2 separate regions of the Homo sapiens genome follow, and region 2 is linked to region 1. The links are chromatin loops, found by intact Hi-C in ENCODE. Cell type or tissue: GM12878. All regions are shown on one strand. Links, peaks and the distances in the headings refer to the core of each region. The heading gives the core; the rest is flanking DNA. Region 1 has its middle 91 kb from the start of LINC00358. Region 2 holds the start of LINC01074 (long intergenic non-protein coding RNA 1074).

Evidence for each region. Hi-C counts contacts between places; a loop is a spot of excess contacts. Peaks named below come from ENCODE experiments on the same cell type or tissue, not always from the same donor. Only the 100,000 strongest peaks of a DNase experiment are listed, where the experiment ranks them.
Region 2: it touches region 1 in a loop (3-fold over the local background); 4 of 110 quality-filtered maps call a loop at or near these places.

Annotation. Positions count from the first base shown.
Region 1 is chr13:62,112,140-62,128,481 of GRCh38, forward strand. No RefSeq gene overlaps it. Among named protein-coding and RNA genes, the nearest start is that of LINC00358, 91 kb to the left of the region's middle. In GM12878, for the core only: a CTCF peak has its summit at 7,806 (motif pointing right); a DNase peak (open chromatin) is centred at 8,380.
Region 2 is chr13:62,312,367-62,328,708 of GRCh38, forward strand. LINC01074 (long intergenic non-protein coding RNA 1074) reads left to right here and starts at 8,939. Exons shown (of 2, transcript NR_149075.1): 1 at 8,939-9,020; 2 at 9,560-10,032. It overlaps LINC00459 (long intergenic non-protein coding RNA 459), which reads left to right and starts at 11,291. Exons shown (of 2, transcript NR_047038.1): 1 at 11,291-11,588. It also overlaps the pseudogene RPL32P28. In GM12878, for the core only: a CTCF peak has its summit at 7,965 (motif pointing right); a DNase peak (open chromatin) is centred at 8,005.

The sequences.
Region 1 (16,342 bases), core at 3,645-11,644:
GGAATTGGTGAATTTAAATATGGGATCCCAATATTCTCATCCTTTGGAAGTAATAGAAATATGTTTCCTTTATGTTGCAGCTCCGGAGGTCAGTGGGGGTGGAGGGGCAGTATTTTGCCTTAAGAAGTTGGAAGCAAAACTGCTTGTAAGGAATAGACTGCCTGATTTTTCAATAGTAGAAATAATTGTCAAAGGAATTGTGATTTGCATTGAATTACCATGGATTATGATTTTAATGTGCCTTCATTTCATTAAAATCCTTAGAATACAGTACTTATAATTCAATGAGAAAATACAAAGAAAAATCAAATATTTTAGAAATGACTAAAAATCATCCCATTATGCTAGATGCAAAGAGTGCAATGCAAAAAATATACATCATCTAGTCTTATAGATGTGTAACTTGAATAAGTTACACTACACAGTTGAATTGCCAACTCATAAATTCAAACATATATTTTGCATGAATTTATGGTATCTAACAACAATTATTTTTTAAATAATGAATAATGAGGCAAATCAGAGTGCTTATACGGAAAACTAGGTTTATATTTCTTCATGGTTATTTAAATATTCTTTTTCTCTCTTTTGAAATTATCCTGTCAAACAGTTAGTAGATCTCCAACACACCCAAAAAATCTTGACAGTAAACATACTGCAATACTGCATTAATTTAAAAAAAATCACTAAGAGAAATCCTTTTTGGTATTTTCTCTGTCATATGCCCATTTTTTTTTTAGCTCTTAAAGATTTCTATGCAAAAAGAGGGTCAGGACTAAATAAGTTTGGGAAATGGAGCCTACTATATTCCATCCATGGAAAATCACAACCCACAAAACAAGGGTTCTGAACAATCTTTCAGTGAATAAGTGTTCAGCTTTGTTTATCCTACTTTTTACAAGTATGCTTTACCAGAGAACAGTTTTTAAAGTAACCTCTCTCTTTACATCCTGTAGATATAGAATTCCACAGAAAACCCTCTGAAATGCTGTTCTGTGCTAAACAAGAACTCCACTGCATATAACCTAAGTTACTTTGTAACCTTCTTGCCTATTCAAGCACAGACAGTCAAGGTAAATCTGAATCCACTCTCTAGAGTGTTTGTATGTATGAATTATCTCTCTAAAGCACCATCTGGCCACAATACTTTATCATTATCAACACACAAGAGCTGTCTGCATCCAGGAAAGTATTTCACACCTTATTTAAATGTGCTACCCAATATGCATGCGTGTGAACTATACATCCAGAGTCAGATATGCACTTCTCACATCTAACATCAACATATCAGGTTTGCCCAGTTCTCTCTCTCTCTCTGTGTGTGTGTGTCTCACACACACACATACACACACATTTTGAAGTTGAAGCTCTTGACTTCATAAGGATGACTCATCTCCTTTACTTGAATAGCTCGTGTGTGTGTGTATGTGTGTGTACGTGTGTGTAATATTCAAACATGGGCAGAGATAGAACTAGCTTGTGCACTAATCATATCTAAGACTAACATATCAGAGTTCACTAAAGATGAAAATGTTAAGCTTTCCTAGTTTGATGATGACTGTTTTCCCAACATAGGAGTATGCAATTCTTGTCCTCCAGCCAACATTACAAGTCTGAATATCTAGGCAAAGACTCTAATAAACTTGCACCATATCCAGTTTACAGTGATGCCTACACAAAGCCACTATAGAGAAAGAACATTCATACCTCTAAGAAGATAAATTCAGTGCAAAAATCATCTAAAGGTTAAAGTACTATGGCCTATTGTCCCCACCACAAAAAAATCTGAGTTTATGTGATATGTATAACTGTAAGGTTTAATTTAGATATATTAGATTACCTATATTGAAGTTTTTTAGTGGTGAGCACTTCCATATGAAAATAGGTAGTTTTGAAAGTTTAGGTCTTGCAGTTTTCCACATTACCATGTCAAAGTCGATAGTAAGAACATAAAGTTTTCTCTGCAGGTATTAGACAACCACACATTGACACACCTCTCTGAAAATTTCTTCTTTAAATTTCTGTTTAGATCACAATGAAAACAGCTGACTCCATATGAAAATGGTTACAAAAAAAATCATGTCAAGTGCAAATATATCTGAGCAGACAAGAAGATGAGCTATTCTAATAAAAGAGATAACTCATCCTTGTTATGTGAAGTCAAGAGCCTCAACTTCAAAAGGCAACATTTTAGGAAGATAAAGTGAATCCTTCTCATTCTAATTTTGTTGTTTCATACTTTATAAAACACAAAAGCAATGAATAAATTTTTAAAAATAACTTAGTGTACCTTCGGGTTTCTTTCCCAAGGAGCCTCCAGGTATTCTCTGAGATATGCCTAGAAATACAACAATACTGTTGTTGTTGTTGTTGTTGTCGTTTTGAAACAGAGTCTTGCTCTGTCGCCCAGACTGGAGTGCAATGCCGCAGTCTCCACTCACTGCAATTTCCACCTCCCGGGTCCAAGTGATTCTCCTGACTCAGCCTCTCGAGTAACTGGGATTACAGGCACCAGCCACCATGCCCAGCTAATCTTTGTATTTTTGTAGAGATGGAGTTTCACCATGTTGGCCAGGCTGGTCTCAAACTCCTGACTTCAAGTAATCCGCCCACTTTGGCCTCCCAAAGTGCTGTGATTACAGGTGTGAGCCACCGCGCCCAGTCAACAACACTGTTTTAATGTGTGAGGAAAAGGAAACACAGGGAAAGGGGAAAGCATGGTCTCTGAAGACATTTCATCTTTTCAGTTCCTAGTGTAGACAGTGAAATCCATGTACATTCGTTAATATAAAATGTTTAGATTACACCATTAGTAGATGGAGAGGGAAGTTTCTATAACACTACAGAAAATTCTAACTCATTACCATAATATCTTTTCACTCTTCACCTTCAATGCGAGGGCAACTGCAGCAGTCATTGGCAATCAATTTTCAGACTCCCAAGGGATGTGTCTGGGGATCTCTCAAGGTGAATAAACAATCAAAGACATATTTCAGCCAGGTGTAGGGACTCCTGTGGCTGTGGAAGCTTTTTGAGAATTTCATCTTACTGATATGGGAGAGCTGAGGAGAGAAGAGTGTGGTCCCTTCAAATGATCCGGAAGTGGGGAAGGGAAGTGCTGGGTAGAGGAGAAAGTGGTCCTTGCCTAGGGCTCCACCCCAACAGACCTAGGTGAGGACAAGCATTTTTGTTGCATTTCCCAAGACCACCCTGGCCTGCGGTGCCCCCATCCTGTGCCTATAAAAACCCCCGAGGCCCTAGTAGGCAGACACACAAGCAGCTGGACTTCGAGATGAGTGGATTGAAGGAAGAAGACACCAGAAGCTGGACGTGGAGGCGGAAGAGCACACCAACAGATGCTGGCAGGCAGGCCATCAAGCAGCAGAACAACACAGAGTTTTGCTGGGGCAGTCAGAGGACAGCCTAGGCCGCTGAACAGCCCAACTCCAGGGGAAATCCTTCCCACTCCATCCTGCTTTTGGTTTCCCCCATCTGCTGAGAGCTGCCTCCACTCAATAAAACCTTGCACTCATTCTCCAAGCCCAGGTGTGATCTGATTCTCCAGGTACATCAAGGCAAGGACCCGGGATACAGAAAGCCCTCTGTCCTTGTGACAAGGTAGAGGGTCTAATTGAGCTGGTTAACATAAGCCGCCTATAGATGGCAAAACTAAACGCGCAAAACTAAAAGAGCATCCTGTAACACACGCCCAGTGGGGCTTCAGGAGCTGTAAACATTCACCCCTTAGACACTGCCATGGGGTCGGAGCCCCACAGCCTGCCCATCTGTATGTTCCCATACAGGTTTGAACAGCAGGGCACTGAAGAAGTGAGCCACACCACATCACATGCCTTGTGAGGTGGACAAGGGAACTTTTCCCGTTTCAATAGGTTAATCATTTCTAGGTTAGTTTCTTGAATGTGTCCTCCCTGTACACTAAGACACAGTTTTGGAGTACAGTCTTTTCTCATCCAATATCTAGTATTGTAATTGAGTAGGTTAGCTTCAAAATGCATTTTAAACGTTTTTTTTCCTCCTTCCTTCCCAGTCTCAAGATGTAACCTCAAAGCAAAAGGTAGAAAACTTGTTTTTCTTCATCTTAAAATATAGCCTTGAAACCTACTATGAAATTCCCCTCCCTTCTCTTTCCCACCATGTTCCCCCTTACCCCATGCAAGGTTACCTAACTATATGCTTATTAAGAAATTCCAGGGCCTAACTGAAAACAAACCAGGCATGAAGGCCCAGCTGCAGAATTCACCTCCACTTAATGATTGCCTCAAAACCAATAATCTACAGCCTGGTTACTGTCAAGATGACACCATCCCACACTCCCAGTGGATCATAACTCAATACAGGCATTAGAACAAGATTCACAGTTTCTGCACCTTGTACAACTCCTGCAGACCTCCCATATCAAGCTTCCCCTTTTTAAACCCTTTTCTTCAGCCCAAACTATTGAAGTTGGTTCTAGTGGGATGTAGCATGCCTGCTTCCCCACTGCTAGTTCTAGATATAAAATCACTTTCCTTTCACTGCACTTAGTCCTGTTTTTGACCTTGCAAGTCAGGCCTGCACTCAATTATAGTATGAGAGGGAAAAACTTTAACGATGGTGGGCCGGGCCTGGTGGCTGATGCCTGTAATCCCAGAACTTTGGGAGACTAAGGTGGGTGGGTCACTTGAGGACAGGAGTTGGAGACCAGCCTGGCCAACATGGTGAAACCCCCACCTCTACTAAAAACACAAAAATTAGCCAGGCATGGTGGTGTGTGCCTGTAATCCCACTTACTTGGGAGGTTGAGGCAGGAGAATCGTTTGAACCCAGGAGGCGGAGGTTGCAGTGAGCCAAGATCTTGCCACTGCACTCCAGCCTGGGCAACAAGATAGACTCCATCGCAAGAAAATTAAAACAGTTAAGGATGGAGGACATTGTTCAGAAAATAAAATTCAAGAGAAAGTTATGTTATTGCTGGTTCTTTACCATCAGATTTCATTAAAAATGTCATCTACTCGCATTTCAGAAAGATGAAAATAAGTAAAAAAATCATTACAGGACAATCTTATTTTATCTTGCATATATATATATATCTTTCATATATATATCTTGCATATATATATGCATATACATATATCTCATGTAAAAAAGCTCTGGCTTTGATAAATGTATGAGAGTTTGACTTCAGAAGCCCCATAATGTGTATAGGTTAGTTTATGTTTACTGTGAATTTGTTTTTACTTTAATGCTAAAGCAAGGGAAATCAATATCTACTTCAATTTTTTAAGATTCTAAAGAGGCATTTATCACATAGGCATGTTTTTTTTTATTTTCAGGAAGATTATATAAGAATATATTCTTAAAATTTATTGTATTTAATTCTTCCTAAAGAGAAAACAAGAAAAACATATCCAAGTTACATTAATGATTTTGAAACCTTTATTCGAATTGATAGCTCTGCACAAATTTGCTGTCAAAACATGCAAATAATCAGGTTTTTGCCTTTTCTTCCCCACCCTTTAGAGAGGGTGTCAAGCTGAAGTAAAATTAGTAACTGAGGAAAGAGTTAAAGTTCTTTTTTAAAATCTATTTTTTAATTTTTACAATTTTTAATTGAAAAAGTATAAATTGTATATATTCATGGAGTACAATGTGGTGTTTTGACAAGTGTATACATTGTAGGATGATTGAATAAGGTTGATTAGCATATCCATCCTCTCAACTATTTATCATGTCTTTTTGTGACTATATTTAAAATTACACATTGCATAAAACTCACCCTTCATGTTTACAAATGTAATTATGGTAATTAATTTTAGATTTGTTAAGTCACTACCTATAAAACAACCTTCATAGACAACAGAAAATATAGTATGTAAAAAGAAAATTTTAAAAAAACATTGCTTATCTGTTTTCAATGAAAAGCTAAAAAAATTGTCATTTATTCAGACTAAAACCTCAAACCAAAGAAAGATAGAGCAAACATTGTTAAAATGTTAGCTCACAAGCATTTAGAAAAATACTCATCAAGGATATATATGCACACACACACACACACATATACACACACACACACACAAACATATGTATTACTATTATTTTTTTTTTGGAGATCGAGTCTCACTCTGTTGCCCAGGCTGGAGTGCAGTTGTGCAATCTCTGCTCAATCCAACCTCTTGCCTCCTGGGTTCAAGAGAGTCTCCTGCCTCAGCCTTCTGAGTAGCTGGGATTACAGGCACACGCCATCCCACCTGGTTTTCTTTAGTATTTTTAGTAGAGACGGGGGTTTCATCATCTTGGCCAGGCTGTTCTCAAACTCCTGACCTCAAGTGATCGGCTTGCCTCGGCCTCCCAAAGTGCTGGAATTACAGGCATGAGCCATCACACTGAGCTGATATTTTTATTTTCTAAACTTTTTTGGCTAAAGATATACAACAGTTGTTCTCTGATTACAGTATCATTTAATTATTTTCCACTTCCCTTGTAACAATGCAAAAAGAATACCCTTCTTTCTCTACTGCTGCACTATACGTAGCTAATTTATGGAACTGAATGATTTTTGCTTTCAAATGACATTACTGACACTATTTCTTTTCCTGCTTTGTTTTTTACTCATCCTGGTTTTAATCATAAATCTCAGGAGAGCTCTATTTTCTTCATCTTGTTCAATAGGCATTGTCTCAGTCTAAGCTCTTAGGCTTTTCTCTCTTAACTGATTATGATGACTTCTATTACAAAAATAGCATTTATTAAAACAAATCTATTAATGAGTGTGTCTACCTAGAAATAAAAAAGAAGTAGGAGTTTTTTGGTGTTTTTTTTTTCCTTTTTCATCCTCTCCTTTAAAAACTAGAGCATGCAGGATATATGATGCTGAATTATACTGAGATTTAATTAGTCTTTAAAAAGATGCAAATGAAGAAGGACACTCTATTTGGAATTTAGGCAATTTTTAGAATTCAAAAATAGTTTTGTTTTTTCTCCTGGCACCAGTCTTTTTCTCCTAAGGATATGTGCCTTCTCTTGTATCTTTCTCCATGTACCTTTCTAAATATTTTAAATATTTACTTGTCTTGTTACCAACTCTGTTTCACTAAAATTTTCTTTTCATGAATTGCTACAGAATTGATTTAAAATTAGAATATATTTTTAGGCAAAAGAAACTGGTTAACGAGTTGTCATAAGTAACACATATGTTTAGTGTAACTTCTTTACGTTTATGAACTTAGGAGGACAGAAAGTGGGGATGCTACTTCAGACTTTGCAATGAGGTATGTATGTTTGAAACTCCCATTGAGTATGTGTCTGAATATATCACTATGTAAATAGAAAATTCACATCAATGGATCTTAATTTACCTTCCAAAATTTTTTTGACTGCAGATGCATACTAAACAGTGGAAACTAAAAATAATGGTTTTGTCCTTTTAAAATTAAATTTATAATCATTTATGATTTTAGATGAAAAGATACAGAATATTATTCAAGGAAAAATGTACACTGATGCATATGCATACATACATATTTTATTGCGCTATTTAAAACTAGATATTTTTAATAGGATGTTGAATAAATTCCAGCTACTCTGAGATACAAGGCCATCGAAATGCTGAAAAGAATATCGGATTGAAATAAACAAATCAATTTTTGGAGATAGAATATGATTCCCAAATAAGGAAGCAAGATCTTTCAGGATATAAATGATTAAAGACTTAATCTGGAACCTTGTGGATAAAGAAAGAAAAATCTCTGATATTAGGTTTGTAATTTATACAATACCTGAAACTGAACACTGGGTGGCAATGTTTATCTACTTTTATTTTTATTACAGCTTTTTCAGCAATTCCAAAGATGTAATAGAACTAAAGTTTCTTGTCTTCAAGGTTATTTGTGGGTCTTAAGACACTGAAAAAATCTTTTATTTTTTTTTTAAGTATTTTGGTTCCTTGGTTTTGTGCACAGAATAGTGTCCGTTTTCTGTCCCTCAAGTGCTGTTCTCAATCCATTCATTGACTCTAGCAAAATCAGGCATGCTGTAGAGAATTATCAGTGGAAGAGAAAAATAAGAATCACTAAAGATCTAGACAAACCATAATATAGTAGCAACATGAAAACATCTTGGAATATTTATTTTTGGGAATTAAATGTTGAGGGGTGACAACAAAACGTTCATCATTGAATCAAAATTAGTATGATAAGCTTTTCTTTCTGATTTTGGTTGATGTTCAGAACTATTTAATAGAGCAAGTCAGACGAAAAATTAAAAACACATTGATCAAGCAGTTAAAACCAAATAAGGCCTTCAATTGTATTGTAGCTAAATTTCCTCTTCCAATTCTTACATTCAGATCTAGAGCTGGCATGGGACCAAAGTGTTGAGGCAAGTTAGAATTCAGCACCTTCCCTTCTTCCTTTTCAGGACTCACTTACAACCTTAGATAGATAAGAATCAGAAAGAGCCTCTGGTGCTATGCTAGACTGCTAGGCAGCTTCAAGAGACCAGTTATTTTGGTTTTCTGGAGAATACTTCCTGACATTGACATCAAAAGGATTAAACGGCAATGATTTAGGAGTTCCCCGGAAAAATCAGAACTGACTAAAGCTCTCCAGTGGGAATCTTAACTCAAAAATCACTGCTCTATGAGAAATTCTAGTTATAAAGGATTCCAACCTGCTTGTCACATATTGGATTTGTGCTTCACAATATTAATAATTTTACTTTAGACAAAGTTAGGCTGAATATTGTGTCATTTTTGCCCTAGAAATAGGCTTTGAATAATTTATTTGGTTTCAATGTGTTTTCTGTATTTATTTTTTATGGTGGTAATATTTACTATTATATTGTAGCTCTCTTATGAATGGGGAGCAAAGATAACAGCAAGAAAAGAAAGGAGCTTCTAAACCTCACTGTTAGAAATACAGCAAAGTATTCATGGGAAAAAGTAGGGAAAACATTTTCATCTTGACTGGTTGAAGGCAATTGATGAGTGCAATCAATATATACGTGCAATAATTCATTGTACACAAGATAAAAGGAAATCTGTATTGAGTGACAATTGCTCTTCTATGAGTATAGTGCATTTCTGCAGAAAGAAAAAAGAGAGAGAGAGAAAGAAAAGGAGAAAGAGAGAAGGAAGGAAGGGAGGAAAGAAAGCAGGCAGCAAGCTCGGCCAAGTCACGGCTTAATAACTGTATAGCTAATATAGATATAATTTTTTTAAATGACAAAGATGTTAACAATAGAAAGAACTAGATACACTTCTTGAAAAGAGTAACTTTCCTAGTTATAGCCTTTAGAAAATGTCATTGATATACTGGGCGGGCGCAGTGGCTCACGCCTATAATCCCAGCACTTTGGGAGGCCGAGGTGAGCGGATCACGAGGTCAGGAAAGCGAGACCATCCTGGTTAACATGGTGAAACCCCGTCTCTACTAAAAACACAAAAAATTAGCCGGGCGTGGTGACAGGCGCCTGTAGTCCCAGCTACTCGAGAGGCTGAGGCAGGAGAATGGCGTGAACCTGAGAGGCAGAGCTTTCAGTGAGCTGAAATCATGCCACCCCAGCCTGGGCAACAGAGTGAGACTTCGTCTCAAAAAAAGAAAAATAAAAAAGAAAAAGAAAAAGAAAAAGAAATTATCATCGATAAACTATAGATGTGTAATAATTTGAAAAAAAAAGAGATTTTCATTTTTCAGCCATTGGTGAAACGGTTCCTCCATATACAGGTAGGAAATAGACAACACATGTGAAACAAATTTTTAAAAATTGGACAATAGGCAGTACAAATCCATCCTTGGGAGAAAGGAAACAAAAGAGATGAAATTGCTACCTGAGCTTTCTGTTGGGAAGCAATTTCCAAACTATGGACAGAGAAAAGGGGAAACCCAGAGTATGGGGGCTTCACTGAGTTGAAAAGGCAGAAATCAAGAGTTTTTGGAGTCTGAGGTAGCTCAAAGTTGTAAAGCAGAGTTCTAGAAAAATGGGAAACTATGCCAAAAAGACTTCACAAATTTGCACAGTTGTCCTATCTAGGTCATTCTACATGTTCGGCCTGGCCCCTCTTGTATTAAGTAAAAGTACGTGAAACAGTGAAGAAAAAACTGGGAGGTGTAAGATGAACAACTTCTGCAGCTCACACAGAGTAAGAAAATTTTTGAGCCCTTGAACAGCCAAGACAAAGCCTCCTTGGTTGTCACTAGCACATTGAACGGTGAAGTCAGAGTGAACTGTCGGCAGATTAAAGCTCTTCATAGACTAGTCATATAAAACTTTTAAAGTGGGCTAAAAAGGAATAGGCCCTACTGTAACTAGTTTAACTATCAAAAGCAAAACTAAACATTCTTAAAGAAAGGAAGATTAATAGACTCTAGACACTCAACAAAATAAATTTAACCATATGGAATATCTAATTTTTAAATGAAAGGAAAAAAGTGACCTATAATTGTAAAAGTCAGTTAATATATAAAGACTCGAAAAAGATAGAAGTCATGAAATTATTAGACCACTGAGTTTAAAGAATTATTAAATCTAGGTACAAATATTCAAAGAAACACATAATCAATGAGAAGAGAAATTACATTTTTTTAACAACTATATGAAACGTGATGAAAATAAAATATGTGAAATACAAATTTATCTGGGTGTGATCAATAGCAGATTAGACATTCTAGAAGAAAATATCAGTGATCAGGAAGATATAGCAATAGGTTCTACTTAAAAAAAGCAAAGAGAAGCAAAAAGGTAGTGTAAAAGGATTACAGAGAAAGGGTAAATTGTGAAATAATAGGAAGTTTTTTACATATTAATAAGGACAGTCTTACAAATATATGTACACTTCACAACTAATTTAGCTATTTCTGTTTTTGAAAAATAGCAAAATACAAAAACAATAAAAATTGATTTCTGTGATGGCATAAATAGTGTATTGCAAGACTTAGATATTTTGTTCAGAGAAAGCACAGTTACATAATTCACTGATTTGTTTTTTGAAGGAAGATTTTTTTTTGTGAAGACCATTCATGAATTTAGGGTGCATTTCATTAGTATTGACCTCTTAAACAAGGTCAAGTTCTTATACTATAGTATCCTTTTATCTCAAGAACACTTGACTATACATATAGATGCCTTTAGTATATTTATATGTGTGTTTTTGTTTATGGAGGTATTCTCTGAATAGGAAAAGGCAATGAACATGGACATAAGAGATTTATATCCTCATACCAGAAACATTGTGATCTCAGCCTTGATCCACAGAACTTTTCCCTTTTCCTTTTTTGTGGTGGAATATAGTAAAGGAAACATATAATCATGGAGAGAAATTATGATAACGAGAGGAACATTCTATCTGCAAACTAATAATATATATATTCTATCTGCAAACTAATAATAATGACAGGAACATTCTATCTGCAAACTAATCTATGCTATTCTTGGCTATGTTCCATAACAATGTCTCTCTTCTTTGACCATACAGGGAAACATGATCCATGACCAGTCCCATAAGGCTAGCTCAGCTGTTAGGAAAATAAAACAGTCAATTATTAGTCTTAAAATGGGCACAAAAATACAGTTCAATAAAATAAATAAGATCTAGTATTCAATAGCCCAATAGGGTCACTATAGTTAATAATAATTTATTGTATATTTTCAAAAGTAACTAAAAACGTAGAATTAGAATATCCTAACACAAAGAAGCGGTAATGTTTGAGGTGATGATTACCCCAATTACCCTGATTTGTTCATTACACTTTGCATGTCTGTCTGTATCAAAAAATCACATGTACCCCATGAATAAGCTATTATGTACCCAAAATAATTAAAAATAATTTTTTAAATGAAAATCAATTTAAAATGAAATATAATCTAATCACACCAACAGAATTTTATCATCATTTAATTGATTTTTATATTGTCTAATTCTGAAATATCAGGGTCTGAAAGTATTTCTTGTCCTTTAGACAATAAGAGTATTTAAAATTTTTAGCCAGTTTTATTGAAATATAACTTTGATAGAATGTTTTCCCAATTTCGAGTCAACCATTTGAATTTTGGCAAACATATACAATAATGTGAACAGCAGAGAAATCATGAGATACATTTCTCTTATCCTACATGCCCGTTGCAGTCCACCCCTTCTTCCTACCCCTGCTCTCTGATATCCACTGATCTGCTTTTAGTCTTCCTAATTTTACCCTTTTAGAATTTTATATAATTCAATCATAAAATATGGAGTTTTTATGTTTGGCATTTCTTATGAAACATAAGCATTTTGATATTCATCTGTGTTGTAATGTGTATCCCTATTTCCTTCTTTTTTTTTAGTGCTGAGTACTATTTCATCATATGAACTGTAGTTAATTCACTGACCACTTATGAAACGTTTTCAGGCTAATATGAATATTGTTTTCAACATTGAAATGCAAGTCTATTTATATAGTACGTTTTATTTTTTATTTAGTGTATTCCTAAAAATGAGATTGTTCAATCATAAGGTAATTGCATATTTATCTATACAAAAACAACTTCTAAACTCTTTTTTTTTTCTAAATGGCTGTACCATTTCACATTGTATCCAGACAATTTCACATTGTCTATATATAGTTATATTTCTGAATTTTATGTCCAGTTCCATTTATCAACTCTCCTTATGGCAAAAACTCTCTCCTTATGGCAAAACCATATTATTTTGATTTCAGTAGTTTTGCAGAAAGTACTGATGTAAAGTAATGATAGTCATTCACCTTTGTTCTTCCTTTGGAAAATTGTTTTGACTATTTAATTCTTTTGAATCTCTAGTAAAAAATTATTTTGTTGATATCTACAAAATACAATTGCCTGAATCTTGAGTGAAATTGCAGAACTGACATCTTAATCATATTGAGTTTCCAGTCTACAAACATGGTACCTTTATTTAGTTGTCATCTTTACTATTTCTCTATAATGTTTTATAGCCCCTTTTCTACAGATTTTTATATGTTAAAATTTTTCTAGACATTTTTGATGTATCTGTATGTGCTAACTTCAGTCTCAATTTTTAATTGTTATTATAACAAAGAAATGGTTTAATAACCGTGGGTTTTGTGGCATTACTCACAAATGTGTTCTAGTAGTTGTTTTACATTTCTTGTAACTTTCTACATGGAAAATAATATTGTCTGTGCATAATAACTATTTTATTTGACCATTTTCTAAATCTACACCTTTTATTTCCTTTTTGTTGCCTTATTCTGGTAAGAATTTCAGGAAAATAGAATTAGTAAGAGTAAATAGAATTAGTAAATAAATAGAAGTAATAGGAGTGGATATCCTGATCTGAAGATTAAAAAAACAAAACAAAAAAAAACCTTTATCAGAATGAGAAAATATCTTTTAACCCTGGTTTGCTGAGAATAACCATAACAAACATGATTTTAAGGTTTATGAATTTTTTTTTCTGCGTGTACTGAAGTGATCACTTTTTTGTTTTATAGCCTGTCATTATAGTGAGTATTGATAGGTCTTTAAAGGTTACATAAACTTTGCATTCCTAGGATAAAGCCCACTTGATCCTCAAGTGTAGTCCTTTAACTATGTATATGTGAATTTGATTACTGAAGTTTTGTTAAGGACTTTTGCATTTATAATAACATTTATTTTCTTGTAGTACCTTTGTCTCATTTTGCTATTAGGTAATTCTGGTCCTACAAAATGAGGTGAAAAATATTCCCTTTTCTATATTTTGAAAGAACTTTGTAGAATTCTTAGGATTTCTCCAAGTTGGTGAGATTCTCCACTGAAGCCATTGCGGTCTGGGTTTTTTTAGTGGGAATGGTTCTAATAATGAATTTAGTTTATATATAAATATATATATATATTATATATATGGTACTCTGTGTAAATTACCTTTTATTCAGTGTTGGTAGTTTGTATTTATCACAGGATTTATTCCTTTCATCTAGTTTACCAAATGTATCGGAAAAAAGTAACAACATAAATAATTAATTAAAATTTTGAAAAACATTTATAATATTTATAATATTCCTTATTATCCTTTTAATATTTGCAGAGTTTACAGTTTTTCACTTCGTACATTCCTGATATTGTCACTTTGTGTCTTCCTACACTTCTTTTTTCACTGATCAGTCTGGCTAGACTTATCACTTCCAAAAAAAATCTACTGAAACAACTAGTATTAAAAAACTAGAAACAGCTTAGATAACTGATTTGAGACATTTCTTTTTTTCTCTTTTTACATTTTTTTGTGGTTTTATAGAAAGTTTTATAGTTTTAGAGTCTTTATTTTAACTTTATCTTACAAATTGCATTTGGGAAATAATATACACAATGAAATATATATCGATTCCTTGTGATTGCTTCCCCAAAGCATGTGTTCTTTAAAAATGTGTTGCCTATTTTCTGAATATTTGGATATTTTCCAATTATGTGTCTGTTGTTGATCTGTAGTTTAATTTCTTTTGGTCATAGAACATAATCTGTATGATTCTAATAACCTTATGTTTCTTGAGATGTGTTTTATCTCCCAGAATATCTATTTATTTATTTATATATTTAAGTTGTATAGCAAGATGTTTTCTATATACAAATGAAAATGACTTTTAGTTTTTAGAATTTATTATGTACATTTTAGTATGTTATAATCTACCTTCATATAATACTATATGAAGATAATACTACTATAAACTTTCATTTCCCTCTCTATTCATTTTGTTATAATTATTGCATACATTACTTCTACCTGTAATATAAATCACATAGGCTGGGCGCAGTAGCTCACGCCTGTAATCCCAGCACTTTGGGAGGCCAAGGCAGGCAGATCACCTGAGGTCGGGAGTTTAAGACCAGCCTGACCAACATGGAGAAACCCTGTCTCTACTAAAAATACAAAATTAGCCAGATGTGGTGGCAGGCGCCTGTAATCCCAGCTACTTGGGAGGCCGAGGCAGGAGAATCACTTGAACCTGGGAGGCAGAGGTGCTGTGAGCTGAGATTACGCCATTGCACTCCAGCGTGGGCAACCAGAGCAAAACTCAGTCTCAAAAAAATAAATAAATAAAAACAAAAAGGCTGGGAGTGGTGGCTCACGCCTGTAATCCCAATATTTTGGGAGGCCAAGGTGGGCATATCATGAGGTCAGGACATCAAGACCATCCTGGCTAACACTGTGAACCCCATCTCTACTAAAAATACAAAAAATTAGCAGGGCTTGGTGGCGGGTGCCTGTAGTCCCAGCTACTCAGGAGGCTGAGGCACAAGAATGGCGTGAACCCAGGAGGCGGAGCTTGCAGTGAGCCAAGATGGCTCCACTGCATTCCAGTCTGGGCAACAGAACAAGACTCCATCTCAAAAAAAAAAAAAAAAAAATATATATATATATATATATATATAAAACATAATATATTTATTTAAAATATACTATTGTTTAAAATAATCTATTATCTTTTAAATTAAGATGTGAGAAAAATGTCTATTATTTTTTATCAATAGTGTTTGCCTTTCCAGAGTTTTTTATTATTTTGTGGATTCATATTTCCTTCTGATATCATCTGTCTTCTGCCTAAAACACATGTTCCTAAAACACATCATTAATTTGTTGTTATTGTGGTGATGGTTGTGGTTATCGTTGTTGTTTGGTTAGTGCAAGTTCTCCTGGAGATAAACTTTCACAGTTTTTGTTTCTGAAACACATTTTACTGACTGTAAAATCCTAAATTGATTTTCTTTTTGACTACTTTTAATATGACTTTCCATTGTCTTTTGATCTGCATATTTTCAGATGACCAAAGTTTATATTCCTTTATTCTTATATTTATTCCTTGGCATGTAATGTGGTATCTCTTCCACATTTAACAATCCTTCTAAAATTTTGTCACTTTTTTTTAGCAATGTTACTGTGATGTGTCTTGTGGTTAACTTCTATTTTAGTCTTCATTGATCTTCTTGGATTTGTAAGACTACGGTTTTCATATATACATTTATATAATAGTTGGCTATTGTTGGCTGGGCATGGTGGCTCACGCCTGTAATCCCAGCACTTTGGGAGGCTGAGGCGGGTGGATCATGAGGTCAGGAGATCGAGACCATCCTGGCTAACATGGTGAAAACCCGTCTGTACTAAAAATATGAAAAATTAGCCAGACATGGTGGCGGGCACCTGTAGTCCCAGCTACTCAGGAAGCTGAAGCAGGAGAATGGCGTGAACCGGGAGGCAGAGCTTGCAGTGAGCCAAGATTGCGCCACTTCACTCCAGCCAGGACAACAGGGCAAGACTCTGTCTCAAAAAAAAAAAAAAAAAGTTGGCTATTGTTTTATTAATTTGTTTCTTCTTTTTCCTCCTCTTTTCTTTCCT
Region 2 (16,342 bases), core at 4,472-12,471, 200 kb after region 1:
TTAGTTTTGTTCTTCTCTTTAAATATATGATTTCATTACTATATAATTTCTTTGAATAATGTTTTAAGTAGAAAAGACTCAGTAATAACGTTGTAGTTTTACCCGGGAGCCTGCCCTGAAACAAAGTGGCACATATTTGTTCCTACATTCCTCGGCAGTGTGATGGATGATGGCAATTACTGGAAAGAACAATATTAGTTTTACAGTTATTGTTATTAACTTAAAGTGCTAAGAATAAAATCCCATATTTCACTAGATACTCCAATCACCACCAAAATACGTGACAGAGGAACATTTTATAATCTTTGTATTTTACACTGGCTGCACAACTAGAAATTGGCAGAGTCAAATCATTTATATCTGCTTATTACCAGCTTGCAGAAGCCATTGAGAATATGGAATTAGTGATGGGTATTTTTGTGGCAGATGTTTTATTCTCTTCCATTGTATTAAATTTAACATACATTGGTCCCACTGCAGTTTATTAAAGTTTCACAAAGAGATTAGCAGAATAACAAGTTATATACAACTTGCTTACTCTTGTTCCCCATTGACAAAAAACACATTTATTTATTCATAAATTATGAATATCATAAATATGGGATATATATAGCCAGTAAATATTTAAGGAGACAATAGGAGTAAAACGTTTTCCTAAATTTCAGACATTTAGATGAACTGTTGCAAAATCTTTCTTCTATAAATACGATATGCATCTGCTATGCTCTGAATGTTTGTGTCCTCCCAAAATCCATATGTTGAAATCCTAATTCCCAAGGTGATGGTATTGAGGTGAGACCTTTAGGAGGTGCTTATGTCATAAAGGTGGGGTCCTCATGAATGAGATTAATGCCCTTACAAAAGAGGCCTGAGGAAGGTCGTTCAGTCCTTCTACCATGTGAGGTTAAAGTGAGAAGACAGCCATCCATGAAAAGATAAATTTGTGATTCCTTAATCTAGGGCCTCACAGTTGCCAAAACTGTGAGACATAAATTTATGTTGTTAGCCGGGTGTGGTGGCTCATGCCTGTAATCTCAGCACTTTAGGAGGCCGAGGCAGGTTCATCACCTGAGGTCAGGAGTTCAAGACCTGACCTGACCAACGTGGTGAAACCCCATCTCTAACAAAAATACAAAAATTAGCCAGGCATGGTGGCAGATGCCTGTAATCCCAGCTACTCAGGAGGCTGAGGCAGGAGAATTGCTCAAAACCAGGAGGCGGAGGTTGCAGTGAGCCGAGATCGTGCCATTGCACTCCAGTCTGGGCGACAGAGCGAGACTCCATCTCAAAAAAAAAAAAAAAAAAAAAAAAAAATTCTGTTGTTATTAAGCTACCTAGTGTATGGTATTTTGTTGTAGCCGCCCAAATAGACTAAGACAATATCTAAATAAAACTGTTATTCATACCTCTCAGATAAAAGCAATTAATGAGTCATTAACAATAATATTTTGTTTTATAAAAAATATTGGATTTAATGTTACTAATAGGCAGACATGAAGAGTGTCTAACAGCATTAATTCTGGGGGCATACTTCTTCAGTTTAAGTCAGTCTACCAATTACTATATGGTTTTAGGAAATTTACTTAAACTTCCTTGTACTTTATTTTCCTTACCTACAAAATGGAAAAAATAAAGGTTACTCCTTCAGAGACTTGTTATAAGGATTAAGTGAGTGTATATCAGTAAAGCATATAAAACAATGTCTGCCATAAAATTTGTACAAGTTAAATGTTATCTGTAATTTGGATTTGTTTCTGTAGTCCTCTCCATATTACAACGATTTTACTCATCCATTTTCAGTAAATACCACATACAAGCATCAAAGCATTATAAATAAAAATTGTAACCAAAAAAACTCAAATGATTTTAAAGCTATTATGACTTGTGTTGAGATTTCCATCTGAAAATGAGCATGAAAAAGCAATCAGACAATAAATACAAAGTAATGATGATTAGGAAATAAACATGTGAGAAGAAGTTACATATGCTAGCACAAATACCTTTTTAACATGGTAGCTTTTTACATGATATATTGAAAAGCTTTATAAATGTTTTGAAAAAAATAAAAGCCATATTGTTCTTCAATTCACTTTGAGCATATTCATTGTGAAATACACTCTAATTTGGCTCATTTGTCACTCAACTGAGTGACTTCTACCTTCTTTTCTTCTACTGTGGAGTGTGAAAAGTTAAATACCTTTCTCCTGTCCATTTTCCATCTAGATGTAACTTGCAAAAATAGTTCTGGCCATTGAATTGTAAGCACACATTTATGCTTTTAAATAAAAAGTCAAAGGCTTGCAATAAAAAGGCTTGTAGCCCTTCCTTTCTTCTTGCAGTCTGGAATGGAGACATGAGGCAGGAGGTGAGATGGCCATCCTGCAGCCATGAGTGTATAAGCGTTAGGATGAAAGCTGGGAAAATAGAAGTTTGTTCCATTATGATATCCTTTTGCAATCCTATAATACTATAAAGAAATATCTGAGACTGGGTAATTCACAAAGAAAGAAGGTGTAACTGGCTCACAGTTTGGCAGGATTTACAGGAAGCACAGTGCTGGCATCTGCTCAGCTTCTGGGGAGGCCTCAGGAAACCTACAATTATGGAAGAAGGTGAAGGGGAGCAGGCACACCACATGGCCAGAGGAAGAGCAAGAGAGAGAGTGGGAGGCTGAGGTGTCACAGACTTCTTCTTCTTCTTCTTCTTTTTTTTTTTGAGATGGAGTCTCACTCTGTCACCCAGGCTGGAGTGCAGTGGCACAGTCTCAGCTCACTGCAACCTCTGCCTCCCAGGTTCAAGCAATTCTCCCTTCTCAGCCTCCTGAGTAGCTGGGATTACAGGTGCACGCCACTACGCCTGGCTAATTTTTGTATTTTTAGTAGAAATGGGGTTTCACCACATTGGCCAGGCTAGTCTCGAACTCCTGACCTCAAGTGATCCACCAGCCTTGGCCTCTCAAAGTGTTGGGATTACAGGCATGAGCCATCGCGCCTGGCCCCGGAGGTGTCACAGACTTTTAAATGACATGATCCTGTGACAACTCACTATTGTGAAGACAACACCAAACCATGAGGATTCTGCCTCAATGACCCAAACACCTCCCACCAGGCCCCACCTCCAGCATTGAAGACTACCATTCAACATGAGATTTGGGCAGGGGCAAATATCCAAACTATATCAGCTACTGTTTGTTAGTGTCTGCATTGTATCTTTGGCTTTCAGAACTAGTTATAAGTACTTTCCTATATCTTATCTATATATTCATATTTACTAAAACACTAGATAAAGGGAAATAATCATTCCAGTCAAAGCCCTCAGTTCTACTGAAAAACAAAATTAAAATAGAATAATAAGGCATCTGGCTGTTTTTAATTTTCATCAGCTTTAAATATTTATTGCATATTCTAAGAGTTGAAAAAAGATCATTAGAATAAAGTTTGAGGTTTTAATGCTTTTTGAACATGTAGCACACAGCTTTTCATCATGGATGTTCTATTTCTGCTTCTTCTTGAGAATATAGAAAATGATTATGTTTCATTGTAGAATCACTCATGCTTTACCTCTGCAACTAAATTGTGGCCTACTTAAAAGCTGATAATTTTTCCCTCATTTTCTGGTATGGAATTGCAAACAAAGTACACATTCAATAAATTATTAATGAATGAATACATTAAGTGAATATGCTTAGTTGATCAATATATTAACTATATAAAAACAAATAATAAAATGCTCACAATGCAGACTTGTAATAAATATATTTTGAGCCACAAATTTCTGTACTGCACTCTCATGGCATATGTTATAATTATAATGCTACCACATAAAACCAATGGTATTCTTTACCATTTGCTTATAAGCATTCAACTGCAATATGTCAAATTAGGTTATTAAAATGGCAGAAAGAAGTGGGATGATATTTTCATAGAAGTATATATTATTCAATAATCAACGGTGGCAGATCATCAAGCCTTGAAAAAAGAATAAAAATCCTTGAAAAAAGAATAAAGATTTTGTGGCTGGGCGTGGTGGTTCATGCCTGTAAGCCCAGCACTTTGGGAGGCTGAGGTGGGTGGATCACCTGAGGTCAGGAGTTCGAGACCAGCCTGGCCAACATGGTGAAATCTCGTCTCTACTGAAAATACAAAAATTAACTGGGCATGGTGGCACATGTCTGTAATCCCAGCTACTGGGGAGGCTGAGGCAGGAGAATTGCTTGAACCCAGGAGGCAGAGGTTGTGGTGAGCCGAGATCACACCATTGCACTCCAGCCTGGGTGACAAAAGTGAAACTCCATCTCAAAAGAAAAGAAAGAATAAAGATTTTGTTTACAATTATCAATTTTTGTGCTGTACAATTTTATGAGCAGTGCAACTATACTCTTTAAGATATTTTAAGAGATTTAGTCATATAATTTACATACATGTTTCTTTAAACCTATTTGAAATCCAGGAATCTATGATTTTATCTGAAAAGAAAAAATATTAGTGGTTCAACAAGATTTTTTGTCTACATTTTACCCAGAAGTAGATTTTGGTTTGTGAGTCTTGAAGCTTATATAATTTTGAGAGTGAAGACAATTTAAGCAAAATAATACAAAAGTTATATTTATGTGTACATTTTACAAAATCATATGACTCCTGTGAATGTATTATCAAATTTCCATCCAGTAATCTGTCCTGCAGTTAAAAATTTATTAGCTTCACCTTAAATCTATAACACTACTACTAATGGTGCTTTTCATATTAGCCACTTTTCTCTGAGATACCAAAGTTGCTGCGTACTTTTTTTTTTTTTTTTGAGTTGGAGTTTCACTCTTGTTGCCCAGGCTGGAGTGCAATGGGGCAATCTCGGCTCACTGCAACCTCCGCTCCTGGGTTAAAGCAATTCTCCAGCCTTAGCTTCCCAAGTAGCTGGGATTACTTGCAAAGCAGGCACCACTATGCCTGGCTAATTTTGTATTTATTTATTTATTTTTTTAGTACACACATACTCACACACACACACACATTTTATTTATTTTTTTTTTTTTGAGATAGAGTCTCACTCTGTCGCCCAGGCTGGAGTGCAGTTGTGCAATCTCGGCTCAATCCAACCTCTGCCTCCTGGATTCAAGAGTGTCTCCTGCCTCAGCCTCCCGAGCAGCTGGGATTACAAGCATGCACCACTACACCTGGCTAATTTTTTTTTTTTTTTTTTTTTTAGTAGAGACGGAGTTTCTCCATGTTGGTCAGGCTGGTCTCAAACTCCCAACCTCAGGTGATCTGCCCGCCTCGGCCTCCCAAAGTGCTGGGATTACGGGAGTGAGCCACCATGCCCGGGTGCATACTTTTATATTGGATTAAAAAAAGGTAATTGACTCCTAGAATTACAACCCTTGAAGCTTAAGGAAAAGCTGTTAATATTATTGAGTGGGAATACATTTATTGAGCACCATGCTAAGGGCATTATATACATTACCTGCATAATCATCATTAGAGTAATATCATTATCACCAAATAAAGTGTAAGTTTAAGGAATGTACACCACAGTCAATTCTGACTTCTGTTGTAATTGACACCAAATTTGCACAAAATTCATTCTTGCATGTGCTAAACATGTGTATTTAAAATATCCATGAAAGTTTTCTTGTCCACGAAGTTATCAATTTTCTATTCTCCAAAGTAGCTTTGAAAATGTGATTATTTTCCCTTATGTTTGTTCAGTACCTCTGACTTTTAAAAAGCATTGCCTTTTTAGACTAGCAGGAAAAATAGGCTGTGGAAATAGAGTACTTCTCACTCCTGATTTGAATTTACTTGGTAGAAAGCTAGGACTCATTTAGTTGCTATGGAATTGACATTTGACTAGTATTATTTGTTATTGTAACTCGATTTAAAATAAAACTATAGCTCTTCAGTCCAGCATGTTTCAGCAACAAACATATTCTTTGTCTTTTCAGTTGGTATAATCAGTTAAACTTGTCAGTTCACCCATTTCTGTTTCTGATCTGTATCTTATGGCATATTATATACTACATATCTCTATCACAGGGCATTTGGTGAACTTAGAGAACATTAGGTCCTATTTTGTCTTAGGTGTTTTCCTAAATGTATTATCATTAAGAGTTTCCAACTCTTAAGCTGAAAAGCAATCAAGTTATCTGTTTGCAGTGGAATCTTTTAACTTATATTTCATACTTAGTCCCTAAAGAATGCTCTTAAGAATCATAATAGCAAGTATCCATTTATCACTACTCTAAATCAATTGCTAATTAACTCCACAAGGTATAGACAGATTTATCTTTAGCCTTATGTTTATTATGAAAGTTTTACGACTTACAAACTGCCATGGTATTTACAGCAATCTTTTTCTCTTATTAGTCTATTTCCTTTTTGTTCTCCTAGTAATGCATTCTATGTAAGGTAACTGAGTCATAGGAGCTTTGAAAATAAGAAATTAACAATATTGTTAAGGATAAAAAAAAGTTTCTGATTTTTCCTGTTTCAAATATTGGTAATCTATTTTTTGTTATATTGGGTGAATATCATGAAATATTTATATGTATTGACATTACTCATTTGCAATGCTAATTAAAAATATGTTATTATATGAAACTATGAACACACAAAATGATCATATGTAGACTAAAAAATGACTTTTTTTATTATACATAAAGACTGCATTTATACTTCTTATATAATTAGGGTCCTGAGAGCTAGTTAATAAATGCTGCAAATCTTTTAATTTTCTATTTTAAATAATGGCCCAATTCCCACTCATTTATTATCAACATGAAAAGATGATTAAAAATTAAAACTCTTGACATTCTCCAATTTTTATCACCTAGGACTGTCTTGAAGTATTTAAACAACAGAGAATGACCAAGATATTATTAGAGGTTGACATTTTGTAGATTTTGTATTTTGGGCTTGTTTGATCAATTTAGAATTTATCTTAAATTTTTAATGAAATTTTTTTTCTGTACCACTTGCTGTTTGCATTCATATGTACTTCTAAAGATATATTATCAATTTAGATTGTCATTTAAAAAACAAAACTAAAACTAAAACCCTCAAAGTCATGTGCCTATAACTGTTTATCATAATTCCATTTCAAATAAAAATGCTTGATGATAAAAATGAAAATTTAAATATCGAATAAAATATAACTATGTACTGAATTTGATGACACAAGGGGAAGTAAAGTAGAACATGGTTGACCATATGACTTTTATTTTATTTTAAAATATTTTTATTCCTAAACAAGGCCTTAATATAAGAATGTCCCCATCCTTCTTCTATCCTAATGATAGCCACCAATTTTTTATCTATCAGAATATTATTTTCTGTGCATGTTTAAATATACAGAAATGAATATTGACTTAGACATAAATGGTACGTCTTTTCTAATTTTTAAAGTGATATCAAAAATATTTTATACAGCCTCATAACATGCACGTCTTGTGATTTTTCAATAAATTTTACCTTCATTCTTTGTAAAAGGAAAGCTTTATTATTGTAAATGCTAGTAATTACATATGTTTTGTCCAGTGTGCAACATTTTCTTATCTAGTTTTTCATCACTGAGTAAGCATTGGATTTATACAAACTTAAAATTTTATAATCTCTATTACTACTTTTTAACATGGCAGGTTATGATATAGTTAAGAAACTTCAAATTATTTATTTTCATTAGAGGTCATCTTTTCTCAAGAATGATTCAATGCAGTGCTAATGATTAGAAAAATTGATTATATTAGTATCTGAATGTGTTATATTGTCTTTAAATAATTATTTACTAGGATACTAATCTACTTCTGAGACTTGTGCTAAGGTGTTTTTATCATTATGAACTGAAAACTGGTCAAATATAGAATATTACTTTATCCTACTTTAAATTTAAATATTAATTGTGAAGTGTTTCATCCATTTCTTGTGACTAAGTAGGTTTCTATTTCCTGTGTAGTCAGTAGATGGCAGGCTTGTATCACATACAGTCTGAATTTAGTGTGGCATACTTATTTGTTATGGTAACATGAATACTCACTGATAAGTGTTTTCGTTGTCTTTGTGATAATGAAATACAAGAAAATAGCTCATATTTTATTTCTAAAACCAAATAAAATTATTTGTTGAATGAGCTTAAGAGCTATATAACTTGAAATCATACCTGTTATTGTCCTAATGATTTTTTGGTTTACATTTTTTAAAAATCACAGTCAGACAAACACTAACATTGGCAATTACAATAGGATTTTACTGCAATTCTAAAACTTGAAACATAAATATTAAACAATTTTAGAAAAAAGTACATCATAAAAATGAATCCACACAGAGTATATATATTTTTCAAATTTAACATAAAATACATAAGAAACAGCTTCCTTGTGAAAAATACATAATATGAATGCTCAAAATTTTTGAAAGTCTGTGTGAAACCTGTATGTTGCTATTGTTAATTCATTCAACCTGACAGTGCATACACAAAGGGTTGGTTTGAGGGAAGGTGTTATTTGATGTCTATGTCATTCAATAACATCACTTGATATGATATAGTACATCACATGGCATGTTTCTTATCAGCATGACAAAAGTAATCTCTTCCGCCAACTGTAGCATGTCTGAAAGACAGCAAATTATATCTGCCAAGATTAAATGCCTCTATACTAACGCTTATTTAAAATAAAATTACTTCTCAAAAAATCTCATTGCATAGGTTATGTTACTGTGAAAGACGGTAAATTTAGTAACAACATCATGTCCTAAATGTAACTCAGGAAGTGGCAATATTCTGTATTTATTTTTTCTTTTCCAAACGAAATGAGCTACAAAGCTAGGTGGATGCCAGAGGACATGAGCACAGATAGACAGATTTTCTGTGGACAATATTACTGTGCTCTAATACATTCTTTTTGTAATTATTCCAGGTCAAGATAGTGGCCAAAGAGGAAGTTATAAAGCAGACTAGGAAATTCTCCTAAATATATCTCCAACAGAGTAAACAAGAGATTAGGAAACTTGTCCTTCATTCAATTACACCTGGTAAACTTTTTACATTTCCCATTCTATTTTTTGCCTGTGATGTCTAAGTTGAATTACCTTTGCACAGACTTTGAGGAAAAATTTCCCTGTGTATTGCAAACTGACCTAACAATTATTAGTACAGAGAAAAGCTGAAATGATTTCCACAAGGCTGTTGGATCTTTTTATTACCTCTTTTGCTTGTTTGTTTGCTTATTTTGTGTGCTCTCCTGAAATTCAAAGTACTTGCTGGAAAAGACTACATATATCCACTCTCAGCAGACAGGGACTCAGAATTCAGCAATCCTGGTGTAGTAATCATCTTTGCCCTCTATTCACACAATACACATGTATTATTACTATTGCTGTTACTGTTTTTTATGATGTTTGGCTCAAAATTCATTTTATGTTCACTTTTCTGAAAGCTAGAAAAGTTAATATTCTTCTTTTCCAGTGAAAATCTTTAGTGGCTTTTTCCTGCCTAGAATCTAAAATAACTACAAATTTTGCCAAGCTGGTTTACTCTTTCAATAACTAACGCTATTTTTCTGTGTCCCCAGGCAGGTGAATGGGAGTGGAGCAGTAAGAGATGCTGCTTCCAGTAGTTTTCTACCTCTCAATCCTTGCTATTCAAAGTATGGTCCACAGTCCAGCAGCTTTGGCATCACCTGGGAACTTGATGGAAATGCAGATAAGTTCAAATTCCCACTACTGATATACTGAATTAGAAACATCTGCCCTTCAAGAAGATCCACTGGTGATAATATGCATATTAAAGTTTGAGTAGCACCGCCATTCTATATCAGCTTGCAAAATGAAAGCAAGAAGAAACAAAACAAAGCATTAGCCAGTTTGGATTTTCTGAAGTGCACTAAATGTCAAACTCAAGAAAAGGTAGTAGAAAATAAATTTCTCTTCAACCAAGTCATTAGTATGGAATCATCTACTCTGTTTTGAGGCGACACCAGCCAATACCAGCCACATTTTCGGAATCATCATTTTCTGGTGAAATAAACTGACTTGCATAATTTAATAAATTTTGGTGAATAACAAGACTTACTCTCAGATACCAACATTTCCTAGCTTGCAAGACAGTAGTTATAGAAGGAAACTAATAGACATGGTTTAAAACACCTTCTAATGCAAAGTAGAAGATTTACAATGCTGCTTCATTGTCAGGTTCCAGTGTCCTCCTTTTATCCAACAAAATCTAAAGAGTTATCTCATTGGAATTTTCAGCTTCAGTGAAAATTCTGTGATGATCTCAAATGTTGCTGCATAAAATGTATAATTAATGGAGTGAAGTGGTTTGTAAAGAAACATTTTATTAGAACAAGTGAGGGTAAATGAACTAATAGAGTTCAATTCTATGCTTCAATTTCCAATATAATATGCAAATATCTACTCTGCAAAACCGTATAAAACGACTTTCTGAACTATTATTCTAGGTTTAATACAGTGATTAGACTGGGTCATCATTTCTGCATTGTCAGAAACTGTGCTATTTTGCAGTATCTAATTGTTGTTTTATTTCCTTTTTAATTATTTTATTCACTGTGTTATTATTTTGGCTTTAACATCAGACACATTCTTTGATATTAAAATTGCATTTGATTAGCTTTTAACTGTCTCAGACATATTAATACATGATGATGGGTTTTAAGTCAATGAATGTATTCTTCTATGTTATGGCCTATTTCATTGTTCTAATTCGAGTGTCAAAATTGCTATTTATTTGAGGACTGTCATTATCAAATATTTCAGAATGTGAGTTGCCATTATTCAAAGGAATAAGTCAACAGACATTTACATAACATGTAATAGTAAAACGAAATTATTCATATTATAACGTTTTATAATGTTTGGCTTAGAAGACTTGCTACAGATGTTATAGACAAACAAAAATTGTATGGTTAATGCAACAGGAACCTGGTTTCAGATAGGTGACATGACATTTTCAAAGTCTCACAGCAATTTTGATTGAGCTAAGCCTCAACCATTGGTCAATTTCTTTAGTCTTTTTTTTTTAACACTGAAATCAACCATGCTATTTCTAGCCCCCATTTTTTAAACTTGGATAATCAAAATGAGTTTAATAAAACATCGTCAACCAAATATCACATTATGCATAATAACACGTATCTTGAAGGTTATAGTAAATGGAAAGATGAATCTGGAAAGCTAAGAGAATTAGAGGTCATGGCTGGATGTAAAATCACCATGGAAACAGCTTTCATGGCCAATTTGTGGGGATATGTCAAAAGGCAGTAACCTGTGACTTATTTTTTTCCAAAGCCCTTTCTATGAAGGTTACAGGCTCTATATCTGCTTTCATGATGACATTTGTCTATGTTTTTGTAGGATTCTATTCTGACAAGCACAAAACCCTGCACCAAGTTGAACCTGTCCTTTGTGATGAGGCTGTTGAACAGAAGAGCAGCGTAGCAGTCTGTCTATTCTTGCTCCACATTCAGCTAAATGCCAACTCCGATCCCTTTGAGATGGTGAACAGGCTGAACCCAGGGATCGTGTCATCCCTCAGTATCCAGACTTCTTCAGAGAACCATGTGGTGAAACTTCTTGATTAAGGTCATGTTCTTAGTCTATAGTATCATTTTTTTTTTGTAAGCTAAAAGATATCTATGTGTTTCAGTATCTAAAAATCTATTTAAAAATAAATATGTAGATTTGAATAATCATTCCAGCTTATGTTTCCAAATTACAAAAATAAAAGAAATTATACAATTCAGATGTTTGTTTTGTATCATTATCTTATAGAGAGTAATTTTACATTGCAGACTTTGTGACAAACTTGGATCCTTTTTTGGCTTTATACAAATAAATATATCAAAGAAATTCTTATTTTTATTAGTGTAACATTACATTTTACTATAAAATAACTATTTTTATCCATATTTCATTTACTGAATAGAATAGTGAATTATGTTTAAAAACTTTAATCATTGCAAGCCATCATCTTTGGATGTTTTATGATCTTATAAGGAAACAAGCATGTATTAGTTCGTTCTCATCTGGCTATGAAGAAATACCCAAGACTGGGTAGTTTATAAAGGAAAGATGTTGAACTGACTCACAATTCCACATGGCTGGGGAGACCTCAGGAAACTTACAATCATGGCAGAAGGGGATGTAAGCACGTCCTTCTTCACAAGGCGGCAGAAGAGAAAAGTGCCAAGCCAAGGGGGAAAAGCCCATTATAAAACCATCGGATCTCATAAAACTCACTATCATGAGAACAGCATGGGGGGACTGCTCCCATGATCTAATCACCTCCCATGAGGTCCCTCCCCCAACACATTGGGATTACAATTCAAGATGAGATTTGAGTGAGGACAAAATCCAGGCCATATCAAAGCAAAAGTTTTATTTCTATATATTATTTATACATATAATATTTATTTATTTGGAAAATAATTCATATTATGTGAATTTTTCCTAAAGACTCTGGCATTCAGCTTTATAGATTTGGATAGAAAAACGTGTGTCCTTGGATGAGGACTCACATACCAAGACTTGATAGAATTTGCTTTTATGCAAACATACTGATAATGAATGATACACAATAAAGTAATATTGTGATGTGTTCCATGGGGTTGTTTCTTATTATTTAATAATAAGATTTAATTTAATAATTTAATAATAATAAATAATAAATAATTTAATAATAAATACTTAATAATTGATTTAATTAATAATTTAACAATATTATTACAAGTACTACTATCTAACTTTTTGGTTCTTAATTTAAGTCTTCATCTCCAGTTTGCCAATAGATTGACTTAGTCTAGAAGAAAATTTTAAATCATGTTGACTAGACAATCCAGAGATTTTCTAGATTTTTGGAAATTCTGGACTTTCTGTCCCACCATGACAGTTATTTTTCTATTAAATCTAACAAGTAATTGTCTAGTGAGATGTTAAATTATTTCTATTCTTGATTTCAATCTATCTTTGCCTAAATGTGGAAGGTGGTACAAAATACTCAATACTTTTCACCCACAATTTATAGTTTAAAATATTTTCAGTCTTTAGTGCTGCTTATATTTCAATTAACATTATGGCTAAGTATTACAGTGTAGTACAAGGATGAAAATTGGGAAACTCTGGAGAAAGGGAAGCTCTGTCCCAGTACTGCACATGCATTTTTTAATATTCCCCCCAAACACTAGCTTCAACTTTAACAGTTTCCAATTTCAAAAAAAATTGAAACCACTTAGAATTTGAAAACATTGATCTTTTTTTAAAAAAAAATTAAATGATAATCCAGTTCATAAGTTAAGTCTAATCTACTTTTCAGACTGAAAATTATTTTATAGATATCAAGATAAATTAGTATTATTTTTCCAGGATGCATATCCCCAAGAAATCCAAAGCAAATATTCTTTTTAAAAAAGGACAACTTTTAAAAACTTTAGGTTCAAGGCTGCATGTGCAGGTTTGTTATACAGGTAAATGGGGGTTTGGCGTAGAGATTATTATGCCACCCAGGTATGCCACCCATCGCATAGTAGATTTTCCATCCTTCTCCTCCTTCCCTCCACCATCATATAGGCCTCAGTGTCTGTTGTTCCCTTCTTTGTGTCCATATATACTCAAGAGAACATTCTATTTTTTACTGGAAAAAAGAATTATACTTTGGCTTAAAATAGTCTAGTATTCATAAGGGAGAAGTAGCAAACACAAAGTTCTAATATATCAATGGAAAATTCTGTTGCATTTGAAATAGATATTTAAACCTTGATATAATCAAATAAAGAGGAGATATTAGCCAGCAGCTAATAATGAAATTGCCTGATAAAGCATAAAGTTGCCTCACTGAATTATTGTGGGTTTGAAAGGTTTGTGACAATAACTGCTTCACACATTTAATAAGACCCATTAAAGAACATTATATGTTTTTTAAAAGGGTCATCAATGAGGTCATAGTAGTTTATTGTTGCAGTTTATTTAATATTTATTAACTACACAGCCATCTGAATATTCATTTTGAAAATTTTAATGTGCATATACAAAGTCTTTACCATAATTTAAAGTTTTTGAATGTGCTATATTTTATAAATTTGTCTTTAAAACCATACACTATTTTTCCAAAGATTTTCTTTTAATTAAATTTTATAAAAGTAACTAAGTAGCTGCTTTTTTTTTCTTTTCTTTTCTTTTCTTTTTTGAGATGGAGTCTCACTCTGTCACCCAGGCTGGAGTGCAGTGGTGCAGTCTTGGCTCATTGCAACCTCTGCCTCCTGGGTCCAAGCAGTTCTCGAGCCCAGCCTCTGAGTAGCTGGGATTACAGGTGCGTGCCCCCATGTCTGGCTAATTTTTGTATTTTTAGTAGAGATGGGGTTTTGCTATGTTGACCAGTCTGGTCTTGAACACCTGACATAAAGTGATCCACCTGCCTGAGCTTCCCAAAGTGCTGGGATGACAGGTGTGAGCCACTGTGCCCAGCCCAAAAGTAACCTCTTTATAAATGAAAAGTTACACAAATATATTGAGTTGACAGAATAGTCCCAAATAAGGAAACTACTTCAAGTAACTTTAAAATACAATAATTTTACTTGGAACTTTGGTGTGATTACCCAAAAAATGGGAGCAGGACTGTCTAAACTAATCTCAGTATCACATTGTTAGTAGTGTTGTGGAATTACTTTTCTGAGCTAGCAAATAAGTAATAATGTTGGAGTCTATTTAGTGTGAAAAAAAAATACTGATTACACATATGGTTCTGAATTTAAATTTTATTTTACACTTGAACTCTTAACATATTTTAAAACATAATACATATTTCTAGCATTAAAGAGTTCTAGAAACATTGACCAACCCAAAAGCAATAAGTACTACTACAGTCCATATTGTAGTATTTAAATATCATTACTCACTAAAGAAACCAAGAATTTTTAGATTTTAGATATGAGCATGAAGTGTACAAAACTGTCCTAGAACGTCCTTTCAAATCAAAAATAAGATGTATAGTAGTTTACAAGGGTCATGTCAAAAGGATGTAGGAGCCAAATTGAATAGCTTATCACAGGCCAAAGTTGAAAACGTTTAAACATAAATTTGGAGAAAAAGTAATGGTTTCAAACACATAAAATGTTTAAATCCATGAAGTCATACTAGCACTCCAAAACACACATATAAGGATAAAGAAAATGTGGTACATGTACAACATGGAATATTATGCAGCCATGAAAAATAGCAAGATCATGTCCTCTGCAAGGACATGGATGGAGCTGGAGGCCTTATCCTTAGCACACTAAGAAAAGAACAGAAAACCAAATACTGCACGTTGTCACGTATAAGTGGGAGCTAATGATGAGAGCATATGGACAAAGGGAGGGGAACAACACACACTGGGGCACATAGGAGGGTGGAGAGCAGGAGGAGAGACAGGATAAGGAAAAATAACTAATGGGTACTAGGCTTAATACCTGGGTGATGAAATAATCTTTACAACAAACCCCCACGATTCAAGTCTACCTATGTATCAAACCTCCACATGTACCCCTGAGCTTCAAATAAATGTTAAAAAAAAAAAAAAGAAAAGAAAAAAGAAAATCTCAGCACTGCCTAGAGAGGAGCAGCCATCTCCTAATTGGCACCATGGCTGCACTCAGACCCTGCATGAAGCACAAAATCGTCAAAAAGAGAGGACCAAGAAGTCCATCTGGCGCCAGTTAGACGATATGTCAAAAATAAGCATAACTGGTGAAAACCCAGAAGTATTGACAACAGGGTTTGTAGAAGGTTCAAGGGCTGGATCTAGATGCCCTACATATGGGAGCAACAAAAAACAAAACACATGCTGCCCAGTAGCTTCCAGAATTTCCTGGTCCACAAAGTCAAGGAGCTGGAAATGCAGCTGATGTGCAACAAATCTTACTCTGCTGAGATTGCTTACAATGTTTCCTCCAAGAACCACAAAGCCATCACAGAAAGAGCAGCCCAGAGCACAGCTGGCCATCAGAGCCACCAATCCCAATGCCAGGCTGTGCAGAGAAAAAAATCAATAGACACCTCATGTGCACATTTTATTTTCATTTAAATAAAACCATCAAAACAGCAAAAAAAAAAAAAAAAAATACCCACAACAAACAAAAAACACCTCGTAGGGTAATTTCATGAAACCAATTCTCACTGTTTTGGAAAATAGTATATAAAATTAAAATTACTATTCCTTTAGAGTTACCAACTAATGATTAACAACATTTCTTCATTAATAATATGAATTATATTATTAATGAATTAATGAATTATTAATGAATTAATATCAATTAAAAAATGAAGAAGGAATAATAAAATATTACCATTATTCAAGCTTTTAA